Linked DNA regions of Homo sapiens: region 2 is linked to region 1. The links are chromatin contacts, found by Hi-C or POLR2A ChIA-PET in ENCODE. All regions are on one chromosome and are shown on one strand. The core of a region is the stretch at or near the end of the contact, and the rest is flanking DNA. Distances in the headings are between cores, read along the strand shown.

What was found. A loop is a pair of places that touch in the nucleus more often than their neighbours do. ChIA-PET counts read pairs that join two places held with the same protein, here RNA polymerase II (POLR2A).
Region 2: a loop to region 1 is called in a map of PC-9, with 5 times the contacts of the local background. The contact joins the enhancer-like site here to the promoter of FKBP14-AS1 in region 1. A Hi-C loop is called at or near these places in 1 of 168 maps with a recorded cell type or tissue (PC-9). POLR2A ChIA-PET finds 5 or more read pairs at or near these places in 1 of 52 experiments (BJ).

Annotation. Positions count from the first base shown.
Region 1 is chr7:29,985,463-29,991,719 of GRCh38, reverse strand. FKBP14-AS1 (FKBP14 antisense RNA 1) reads right to left here and starts at 3,064. Exons shown (of 3, transcript NR_187577.1): 1 at 2,927-3,064. SCRN1 (secernin 1) reads left to right here and starts at 1,919. Exons shown (of 8, transcript NM_014766.5): 1 at 1,919-2,078. RefSeq lists silencers at 1,793-2,132, 2,153-2,202, 2,213-2,482, 2,573-2,692.
Region 2 is chr7:29,601,519-29,607,775 of GRCh38, reverse strand. No RefSeq gene overlaps it. Among named protein-coding and RNA genes, the nearest start is that of PRR15, 41 kb to the right of the region's middle. Within about 2 kb of position 1,250, at least 7 of the 41 ENCODE cell types and tissues checked have a DNase peak (open chromatin) inside an H3K27ac peak, as active enhancers do; they include PC-9, where a contact is called at or near this core.

The DNA.
Region 1 (6,257 bases), core at 1,815-4,314:
CACTTCCCTCGAGGCTGGGTGACAGAGCGAGATCCCATCTCAAAACAAACAAAAAATAAAACAGCGACTCTGAGACTTTTAAAAAAAGTTTAATATTTATTTTAAGTTCTGGGGTATATATGCAGGATGTGCAGATTTGTTATATAAGTAAACGTGTACCACGGTGGTTTGCTGCACCTATCAACCCATCACTTAGGTATTAAGCCCAGCATGCATTACCTATTTTTCCTAATGCTCTCCCTACCCACACCTCACGGACTTTCAGACTTTAACATGCAAGAGAAACAACTAAAGAGCTTGAAAAATGCGGGTTCCCTGGCTCCAGCCCCAGAGACTCTGAATTCCATAGATCTGGGCTGGAACCCAGGAATAAGCCCGCTAGAAATTTCTAATATTGATTATTTAGACTCATTGGCTACAGTTTTCTTGGCTAGACTAAAAGAACAGTAAAGTACCTTTGTGCTCCAAGAGTCTACGAACCAATGCTCTATTCTGCAGTACCTACACCAACTTCCTCAGCCCTTCCCCACTATCCGTTTACTCATGTGTCAGACTGTAAGCACAGGCTCAACATTCAAAGGGCATGGAAAAAAGTCTCCTTCTCTCCCCAGCACCCAGTCTCCCAGTTCTGCTCCCTGGTGGCATCTATTACAGGTTCTTACGTACTCTTCCAAAGATACTCTGTGCATTTACAAAAATAAGTACAGACATACATATATATTTTCTTCCCACAAATAACACACACAACGTTCTGCACCTAGCTTTTTATTTTTCTTTAGTTAGTATAGGTTGGAAATAGTTTTGTATTAGCAAATAAAGATCATTCTCCTTTTTAAAGGAAGCTGGATAGTAGAGGCAGGCGGATTGCCTAAGCTCAGGAGTTTGAGACCGGCCTGGGCAACATGGTGAAACCCCATCTCTACTAAAAATCAAAAAAAATTAGCGAGGCTGGTGGCGTGGGTCTGTAGTCTCAGCCACTTGGGAGGCTGAGGCACGAGAATCGCTTGAACCCGGGAGGCGGGAGGCGGGAGGCGGGAGGCAGGAGGCGGAGTTTGCAGTGAGCCGAGATCCTGCCACTGCATTCCAGACTGGGCGACAAAGCAAGACTCAAAATGTTTTGATTTTTGTTAATCTGGCTGGTGGAAGATGCTACCCCACATATTTGATTTGCAGTTAAGTGAGCCTGAATATCTTTTCGTGTGCCAGGATAGAATTGCATTTATTTTCCTCTGAATTACGTCTTCATATCTTTTGAGATAGTCTTTTCTTATTTACTTATAAAAGATGGAGTTGACGCTGGCATCAACACACACACACACACACACACACAGACACACAACACACAAGTCCCTGTACATAACTTTATTAACCCAGATATGGAATCTTGGCTTAGTTACGTGCTGTGTGACCTTGGGCAAGTTACTTAACCTCTCTAGGCCACAATGTCCAAGTACCTGGGACAGGGTCTGGCTTACCAACATGGTACAGGACGGCACTTTTAAAACCAGGGACTCGACTTGGACGTGCGAGTCAACAAGGTACAGGACACATTTCTCTCCGGGGAAATCTTGTGTGGGCGCCGAGGCCCGGACGTAGCAACCAAACGTCGGGAAGAGGCGCCAAAAGGATGCTGGGCCTGGCTCCTTGAAGCCCGGGTTTTCCCTTTTGAGAGCCACAACCAAGAAATAAAAATCTAGCAAAGAGGGGGCCACTTTCTGCGGCGAGATACGCCCTCTCGGCCGCTCCTCCAGCTCCCAGGCCCCCTCCCTACTCGACGGTGAGCAGCGCCGCGGCCCGTGCAGCCAGACGCGCGGGGTGCGGCGGGGCCCCGGGGGCCGGGGTGGGGGAGGCGGAGGGTGGGCCCGCGGTCACGTGAGTCGGGCCAGCTGCTGCGGGGGGCGGCGGGCCCCAGCGCCGGGAGTCTGGGTAGGGGGAAGCGCCCGGCGGCCGCCTCCGCCACTGCAGCTGCAGCCCCCGAGGTCGCCGCAGTAATCCGGACCCGGCAGCACCCGCACCCTCGGCGGCCGCAGCCTCAGCACCGCAGAGCGGAGAGCGGAGCCCGGAGCCCGCCGCCCCAGGTGAGCCGCGTCTGGGAGCGCAGGGCGTTTGCAGCGCTGCTTTCCCGGCGGTTTCACCCCACCCGCCATCGCCACCTCCTGCGTTTCATCTCCTCCCGCTGTCCCTCCGAACCCGCGGGTAGCGTTACCCCAGGCCGATTCCCGGTGCTGGCCCGGGCGGGCTGGGAGCCTGGGGGCGGTCAGAGGAGAGGTGGCCTCGGCCTGAAGCCGGGGTGACTCGGCTCGGGGACTGCGGGGGTGCAGTGGAGGGATGCCGGCCCCGGGCTCCCGCACCGCAGCCGGGTTCCCCGCGCTGCTCTTCCTGGGTTTCCTTTTCCTGGCAGCCAACCTGCTGCCCACTGGGATGTGCCTGTGGGCCCCTGGCCTCGCCACCCTGGGGTCTGGGGCGAGCCGGGCACCTTCCCCGAGGTGCCGTACCTGCTGCGCGGGCGGGCGCCGCGAACATGGCTGCCCGGAGACGCCCGCCGCCTTCGGCCCGGCTCTGCCAGCGCGTCCAACTCGCCCGCGGCCGCCGCACCGTGTCCCGGAGCAGCCCTCCCCGCTAGGCCGACGCGCGCGGGCCGCCCCTGGGTTCTCCGCGGGCCGCGCGTGGGACTTGACACAACTTCCCTCGAGCCGCACCCGGGCGTTCTCCGCGGGGCGCCGGGCGGGGCTGCCGAGAGGCCGGCTTGGTCGGCCTCTGCCTCCTCGGCTCGCTCTTGAGGCGTCGAGTATTTGGCGACCTCACTCGCGAGGGCCGAGAGAAATGTGGTCTGCAAAGCAGGAGGGGCGCTTGAACTTTAGAGAATTGGCGAGAACTCGGATTTGGGAATAAAAATGTCCATGAAAACATCGAAGGAAACTGTTACCTGCTTTGACTCAAAGCTGACCTTGTAGGGTTCTGTTAAATAACGTGGCTTTTCTGGATTTTCTGTCTGATTCTAGCATGCAAGTCCTTGACTTACGCTTGCGTCCGGCAGCCGGGTGGGGTGGGTGCGTGCGTGTGTGTGTGCGCGTGTGCGCGTGTTGTGTTCCCAGCCTGGTTAGAAGATGCATCAGTTGCGGAGGAAACCTATGCTAATTCAAAATGGCAGCATGAAAAATAGGCCAGGCGGAAGCAGCACAGACCACAACCATCAGCTGCCCCCTGACTTAAGCCTCAGGGAGGGAATTAGTGTGAGTCAAGGCTCATCCGGGTATGGAGTAGAGAGTGATTCTTGGAGCTGGCTAGATTTTAGGGTGCTGCAGGGTCCTGGGAGTTGTTAAGTGGGAAGTTTGGAGAGCTGTAATTATTTTTCCTAACTTATCAAAAGATGATACAAAACCTAGTTAAAACTCTACGGTTTTGTATGATTTTCTCCAGGCTCAACTAAAGTTGACTCTGTGGCTGCTGATGTCTTTTTGATGCACAACCTGGAGGTCGTTTGATACCTACAAGCTCTTAAAAGAGATGTGTGCACATTGTAAACATCATCCAAGAGCAGTGCACATAACAAATACCAGGTTCTTAGATCAAGTTTCATTGGAAGAACTGATTTAGCGACACGAGGAAGCACCCAGGCATGAGGAAATGGGAAATTCTTGAAAGGTGACTCATTTTAGAATTTTTTTTTTTTAAACAGCCTTTCTTTCCCTTTTCACTTCCGTGCTGCCAGCCATCTTGTCTTTTGGGAAGGAGATACATGAGGAGGCAAATGCTTCAGGGATAATGGAATAGAGGAGGATGAGCTAAGGTCGGGGGGCAGAGGTGGAGGCAGTCTTAAGGAGCCTGCTGTCAACCCCCTTTTTACAGCAGGAAGGCTGAGGCCAGCGGGGCGAATGGACGCCAAGATCATATATCTGGCTGTCAACTGGCAGTGAGAACCCAAATCCAGGTCTCATAACTCCCCCGGGTTCCACATGCTACCTTTTAGAGCCTGGGGGAGAACAGCAAGTCTGTCATTATTAGGAAGGCAAACACTTCGAGCAATGGGAAGCCAAACTGTAATATGAATTACAAAGTCTATAGGTGTTTAAAGTCAATGACAACACCTTAATTTCCTAATTCAAGACTTTTAACTTCTTAAGCTGTATCTACCTCATGTTCACATTTTCCAGTGGTGAAACTGTTTCTATAGTTAAGAACCAAAAACATTATTTTAGTAAAGTCTTTGAGGCAAGAAGTACATTTTTTGATTAAAAATTGAGTTGCTTGTGTTTGTGGAGAACCATTAGGCCAGTTTATTTTGAAAAGGAACCAAAGTAGGCCATGCATTTCATTTTTTTCGACTGTTTCTAATTTTAAGTAAAAGTAAATAACAAGCCTATTGTAAACATAACTTTGAAGCAGTGAAGACAGGCTTTTCCTATGATTTGCATTTGACTTTTCTGAGTCATGAGTCAGTGACCTTAGATCTACTAAAGCAGAGCTAGAAATTGTGCATGGGTTAGTGTGAAGAGGTGGTGAAGATGTGGAAAACGTTTCTTCTGGGCATCTGAACCTTCACAGCCAGTGATGTGCAGAGGGAGAAGGTGGCAGGAGGCAGGGAACAGGGAGAATGTCTTGAGGCAGTGGAACAGATAGGAGCTAAATATGAATATATATATCGAAGTGAAGACAGATGCTGATGTGACATGTGCCATTTAGAAAACTAACTTGCAGCCGGGCGCGGTGGCTCACGCCTGTAATCCCAGCACTTTGGGAGGCCGAGGCGGGCGGATCACGAGGTCAGGAGATCGAGACCATCCTGGCTAACACGGTGAAACCCCGTCTCTACTAAAAATACAAAAAATTAGCCGGGCATGGTGGCACGCGCCTGTAGTCCCAGCTACTTGGGAGGCTGAGGCAGGAGAATCGCTTGAACCCGGGAGGCGGAGGTTGCAGTGAGGCGAGATGGTGCCACTGCACTCCAGCCTGGGCGACAGAGCGAGACTCCGTCTCAAAAAAAAAAAAAAAAAAAAAAAAATTAAAAAAATTAGAAAACTAACTTGCATTAGAGGATGAATGTGAAGATATGCCAAAGATATTTAAAATAGCAAGTTGTAAAAATACAGAAATGCATGCAATTTGTGTCTGTTGAAGAATAAGAATACAGATAAACAAAAGTTATTTTTTTTTAAATCCGTTTTCATTAGAGTCTAGATCTGTGCTGTTTCATCTGGTAGCCACCAGCCTCATGTGGCTATTGAGCACTTGAAATGCAGCTAGTTTGTATTGAGATATGCTGAGTGTAAAATATACACACAATTTCAAAAATTTAATATGAAGAAAGAATTTAAAATATCATTAATAATTTTATATTGATTTTATATTGAAGTAACATGTTGGATATATTGGGTAAAATATATTACTAAAAATAATTCCATGAGTTTCTCTTTACTTTTAAAAATGTGGCTACTAGAAAATATAAAATTGCAAATATGGTTCGCATCTGTCTTGCTCTCTCTCGAGACAGGGCCTCCCTCCGTCACCCAGGCTAGAGTGCAGTGGCACGATCTCGGCTCACTGCAACCTCTGCCTCCAGGGTTCAAGCGATTCTCCTGCCTCAACCTCCTGAGTAGCTGGGATTACAGGCGTGCGCCACCACAGCCCGGCTAACTTTTGTATTTTTAGTAGAGACAGGGTTTCACCATATTGGTCGGGCTGGTCTCGAACTCCTGACCTCAGGTGATCTGCCCGCCTCGGCCTCCCAAAGTGCTGGGATTACAGGCATGAGCCACCTCGCCCAGCCCTTGGATTATATTTCTAGTGGTTTTTAACAGGAACTGGAGGGTGGCTGAGCTCATAATGCTGTTTGTAGAACTGGGTATGTAAGGAGAAGTTAAAACAGAAACTGAAAAGGGGACAGGATGGACGGAAAAGGGACTACAAGAAGTGAGTGACCAGGGAAACTGTAAAGGGAGAGAAGGAGTATGTGGTGGGCTGGGACTGCTGAGTATGAGACTATGAAGCAGAATAAGCACACTACGTGGTGATCTAGGACATGGGGACAGTGGAGTGTCAGGGTCTATGGTGGTGGGACTTCAGCTAGGATGGAGAAATAGCATGGCTAACATAACTGCACAGTGCATTGGAAAGTAACTTCCTCATTCTGACACATCTGTGTTCCCATATCGAAATGAGATGAATACACCCCAGTACAGTGAGAGGGCCCTGGGCTGCAAGTTAGGGGACCTGGGACCTAGCTCTGGTCCCACCTCTAATTAGGAGTTTGGCCTTGA
Region 2 (6,257 bases), core at 1-2,500, 380 kb after region 1:
GTCCAACCGAAGACAACTCCAGAAAATACTTGCTGGTGGCCAACCTCCAGTTGGTTCTCGCTCTTTCAAACTTATTGAAGATATTCCCCACGCTGTCGAGACAGCAGAACCCATTTTATTTTTAGTGCGCAGAAATTCTTTCACTGTCAAAATGTTTCATGGACACCAACATGACGTGTGGTTTGTAGTTTTCCAGCAATTCTAGTTCTCTTGTCAGAACCACTTCTTTCCCCTGTGTTAGCATGGGTCCTTTGAGGGAGCAGGACCCATGAAACTGGGCAAAGCCAATCACCAATCCTATTCCTCTGGTCACAATGATTGACTCAGAGATGGCCAAATGACCTGTTTGTAACCACGGAGACAGAATGAGACTTTGCTGAGAAGCCTGGGAAAGAGTCAGGCTGCCTTCTGCTGTCCAGGTGATAGAGTTGAGAGCTAGAAGCTTCTGCAGCCTCTCTCTAAACCTAGAAAAGAGCTGCTCTGTGGAAGCTGAGCTGAGAGACGGAGAAAGTTCCCAGTGCATCACTAGAGCCATGTCTTTCCCTAGACTTTTCATTTAAATGAAATAATCACCTTTTCATGTGTGAATCCAGTTTGAGTTGGGGTTTCTACCACTTGCCACTACGATATCAACACCTGCCACACAGGATTGTTGTGTAGATGTAATAAGAAATGAAAGAATCCACAAGGAAACACCTAGCACAGCGCCTGGTTTAGGGATGTGCTATGAGCCCCACCCATCTGTGCCAGCAGCGGCAGCCCCAGGAGCGGTCTCACTAGGATGTGAGCTAGGATGCTCAAGGAAAAGCACCAAGCTAGGTCTGAAGGTCTGAAGGTTTGGGAAGGGCATAGAGACCTGCAGAAGAGGAGAAAAAAGGGATGGGAGTTTCAGGCATGAATGTATAACACACACTTGGGGTACACTGAATAGACAGACCAGTGAATAGAATGAGGACTCATGGACAGGAAAATGGTCAACCAGCTGGCCAGGCCGAGGTCTGGATTACTGCAGATCTAGGGTGCAGCTAAAGAGCTTGGACTTTTCCTGTAAGACACAGAGAAATATTGCTGCCTGACTTGACCTGACATATCAGCATTAATCTGACACTTCCCTGGCTACACTCAATGACTTGTCAGAGAGTACATTTCCGAGGCTCCTGCAGTGATGAAGGCCAGACATAGCCCAGGCCTGACCCAGAGAGAGGGCAGTGGATGGAGGGAGAGGCCAGCCTTGGTGCAAATGCTGTGTTCTCACACTGTGCACGTAGTTCGGCTCATGACCTCTTCTGTGCAGGGGATGAAATACTAGCCTTGAAACACCAGATCCCTTATTAGCCTTTGTCCCTGGGCAAGAAGAATGGAGATTCCAGGGCATTTGCTTTGTTTGGCTTGTTGAGTGATTATCAGTTTTCTGTTTCTGTTCTCTCACCACACCCTCTGACTCACCCTGTGTGCTATAGGCGTGGACTTCTTTTCAGAGCTTTATAGCAAATTTCTTTTTCTTCTGCAAATATCTCTTTTTAAATAATGCATTCAACATAATTATAAAAACACTCTTCTGATGTGAAAAATTCTCCACATATGCAGATAAGAAGGGCTTATTTTGAAAAGAAGTCCAAAGCTAGGAACATACAGGCAAGTGTTTTGAATTATAAGAATTGATATGGTTAATTTCATGTGTCAACTTGGGTGGGCCATAGTACCTGGATCTTTGGTCAAACATCACAGGTGTTTCTACGCAGGTATTTTTTGGATGGGACTCTGAGTAAAGCAGATTACCATCCATAATGTGGCTGTACCTTATCCAGTCAGTTGAAGGCCTTAAGAAAAAAGATTGACCTCCTGCTAAAAGGAGAGAATTTTGTCAGCAGACTGCTTTTGGATTTAAGCTACAGCTCTTCTCTGGGCCTTCTGCCTGCCAGTTCGCGCTGCAGAATTTGGACTTAACAGCTGCCATGCTCATGTAAACCAATTCTTTAAAATAAATCTCTTTATCCCTGCATATTTATACACACACATACATGCTATTGATTCTGTTTCTCTGGAAATCCCTAATACAAGGATAAATTTTTAAAAATTCCTACAAGCATTTTGGTTGGGAAATCAATGACTCAAACAGCCCTACCCCCACCAAAAAGTAGGAATAACAGAATATAGAGTTCTCTTTGCCATCCTTAATTGTGATTTTTGCTTTCTTTTTGACACTTGTTATGTAAGAGATTTTTGTCAATTTCCAAGAATAGCTTTTCAAATTTAAAATTTATTTCTTTATTTATAATTTTCTAGTATTAGAGAATGTAGACTGTATGCTTTCTGCTTTATGAAAATTTTAAGAATTTTTCTTATGGACTCATAGAAGTCTCACTGTTACCACAATTTTTGTAATGTCTCATAAATAGTTGAATGAATAGTATATTCTCTCTTTGTAGGGTAGGGACTTTGATAGGATAGAAAATTCTATACATCTACTAGATTATTGAAATACTCAATAACCTTTTTTTATTTGTCTAGTAAACTGTCAGATATGGAAAGTGATATAGTGAAATAACCTCCATAATAGTCATCCTCTGATTTCTCATGCATATGAACTATTTGGCTTTATACATGTTGGTACTGTATAAAGATACAGATAAAGTATATATAGATAAAGATTCTTGGATACAGGGGCATATTTTTCTATAATATAATATAATTTAATAATGTTAATATGACCCTACTTCATATTTTTTTTACTTGAATTAGATCTTGTTTAGAATTAATATAACCTCCTCCATGTAGTTAACTTTGTTCTCTAAAAAATTTTGCTTTGCTTTCTTCTGTTTCATTTTGTTTCAAGCCTCTTATAAGCAGTAACTGTGATTGCATTTTAAAAGTCTTTGTTATTTAACTCTCAGACTTTAATCCATTTATACTTATTCTTGCAATTAGTATGATTAGTTTTATTTCTTTTTTATGCTTTCTGTTATTTAGACTTCTTTATTCTTTATGGTTGTTTTTCTATATAAACTATATTTTGTTTTTAATATAAAAATTAACATTTAAAAATTATAGTAGTTTTAGCAATATTATTTAATCCATAGTTTTTTGAATCATTAATTCCATTTGAAATGATGTTTTTGACACCGTCTCTATTGAGACACACCATTTTGTACCTTTCTACTTCACTATACCTTCTCCTTCATGTTTTCTGTGTTTATATGATCGGCCTCTCACCCCAAGCCACTGTGTGTGTGTGCCTTGTGTTCCAACCCCGGGAGTGCCCTTGGGATGCTTTCCACTCCTGTTCTCCATCTACTCCATCAGTGGGCTCTCATAGCACCTCTTACTTTCCTTCATAGCATTTATCACAGTTTTTAAAAATTACACATCCATTTGATTAATACGTATATACCCTATGAGGGCAGATACCATGTCTGGATTGCTTACCATGGTAACTCCAGCTCTAGGCAGAGTAGCAGGCACATCAGACAACAAACTAATATTTGTTGGGTTCATGAATAAAGAAATGAGTGAATAACTGCTTATGGAAGCATAAATTGGCCAACATCCTGAAAAACTACACAGCACAATATATCAGGAGACTTAAAGATTGCATATTTCTGCATACAAAATCATACTCTTAGGAGTCTGTCACGGCGAAATCATCAGAAACAGGCACAATGATTTGTGTATAGTTGTTTATGAAAATGTTTTAAAAATCATTATTTCTTTTTTTGTATGCTTTCAGAAGTAATCATGCTCACTATAAAACATTCAAATAGGGCCCTGCATGGTGGTTCACGCCTGTAATCCCAGTGCTTTGGGAGGCCAAGGTGGGAAGATTGCTTGGGTCCAGGAGTCCAAGACCAGCTTGAGTAATGTAGCAAGATCCTGTCTCTACAAATTTTTTTTTTAACTTAGTGAAACATGGCGGCACACACCTGTAGTTCTAGCTACTTGGGAGGCTGAAGCAGGAGGATCACTTGAGCCCAGGAGTTCCAGGCTGCAGTGAGCTATGATTATGCCACTGTACTCCAGCCTGGGCAACAAAGAGACACCCTGTCTCAAAAACAAACAAACAAAAAGCATTCAAATAGTGCATCAATATAAAATGTAAAAAGCAAAATTATATTATCATATTCAAGATATAGCTATTATTAATTGATTGGTATAATTTTCTCCAAATAGTTTTCCTTGCATATATTGACATTATTATAAGAATTTTTATAGTAGTTTTTTCCAAAAATGGGATTTTAGAAACATATTTAATCTTCCTTAATGATTCAAAATGACACTATTTGCCTCTCAAATATATTCCTAAATACATATAAATCCATTTCAGTATACCATGATATATTTCCCCCAAACTCTGTACTGCTCTACACTCTCAGCCAAGGAGATCAACAGAGCAGGTTCAATTGTTCACTCTTGGCCAATGAGGGTTTGTGCTCCCTACTGCAACTGCTTTCAGCCAGTGAAATCTCCATAGGTCTATCAGAATTGTTCCATAAGATATGTAATTTACATTCCTGTGACTTCTCTTTCTTTAATTACTTTTAAATTCTGGCAGAAAGTGTACCTTTCTATTGACTAGCAAAGGGTTTATGGGTGATTGTGCTGCACCTGGCCCAAAGAAATAGATGAGAATCGTGCCTGATGTTGGAAATGTTATGAACATTCAAGGTACTTTAATGTAAATGGTAGGGGAAACAGAAGATAGAGATTAACAGACAATTAGTGATTGTGGAAATTCTTTGACATTATGAAGAGCATCATAAACAACACGTTAGCCTAGAAGGATGGACCTATAATTATATAAGCTGTAGCTGAAATCATGCCATGATTTCATGGAATTTAAGGAGCAGGAAAAAGCAACTGCTCATGTAGAATGTAAAAACTGCAGCTCCTTCAAGGCAGGGCTATAACAACTTGTATAAGCAGCTTACTCAGCCAGAGCCACATTTCCAGGAACTAATCAGTCCCCCATATTAAATGGAGTATATGTGTACAGTACAAAGTATCTGTATTATCCTTTTAATTTTTAACTTTATAATATATCAGTATATTCTGGACATCTTTCCATGTTAGAATGTGGATATTCTATCTAATTGTTTCTAAAGACTCCATAATATTCCTTTGTATTAGTTTACCATAGTTTATCAGGTTCCCTATTAATGGACATTTGGGTTGTTTCTAATTTTCTATATTAGAAACAATACTGCAATTGCCATATTAATATACACTTCTATCTAGTTTTTGAGACTGTTTTTCCATGTCCTCACCAACATGAGGAATCATCAAATGTTTTAAAGATTTTGTAACTTACAAGTGAAAATAATGATTTTCTTGTTTAATTTGCAGTTCTTCAATATTAATACAGTTGCTCTTGTAGGACATTTATGATTCAAATTCTATGAGCTCCTCATTCATGTTATCTGCCCATGTTTCTTGTGGGTATATTTATACCACTAAGAACTTGGAAATAACCTATATGTTTAATCAATTTCATACAATAAAATATTATGTAGTCATTATAAATTATATTTTCAAAGAATCTTTAATGATGGAAAGATTCACTATATGATAACTGAAAGAGCCTGTTGGGGTTGGGGGCTAGGGGAGGGATAGCATTAGGAGAAATACCTAATGTAGATGATGGGTTGATGGGTGCAGCAAACCACCATGGCACGTGTATACCTATGTAACAAACTTGCATGTTCTGTACATGTACTACGGAACTTAAAGTATAATAAAAAAAGAAAGAAAAACAGAATATAAAATTACATGTCATATATCATGCTGGTTTTGTTTTTTAAAAAGGCATAGAAAAAATGCCTGGAAGAAAATGCACAAATATATTAATGGGAGATTAAATTTGGGTGATGAAATTATAGGTAATTTCAAAACTTTATTCATTAATTTTAATATTTTTCCAAAACTACTACAAAGCCTATTTACTTATATTATCAGAAAGCACAAAATGCTCTAGTTTTATAGTTATGGCTGACCTCGAACTTGTACTGTTCTGTTCTGCAAGAGCTCTGGTGCTCAGGACCAAAGGTTTCTCATCCCAGTGGCCCCTTAAGTATGGGTGGAACCATGTAAAATAATGGGGCGAGTAGAAGGAGGCAACTAGTCATCCACATAAAGCCCAAATATGGTCCACACTGCACCGCTGGACCATGAGGGTCCTCTGATGGCCACTGACCAAGAAAAACAAAATCAAGTTTTGAGTTGTATGAAGTTGATTAAACATATAGGTTATTTCCAAGTTTTTA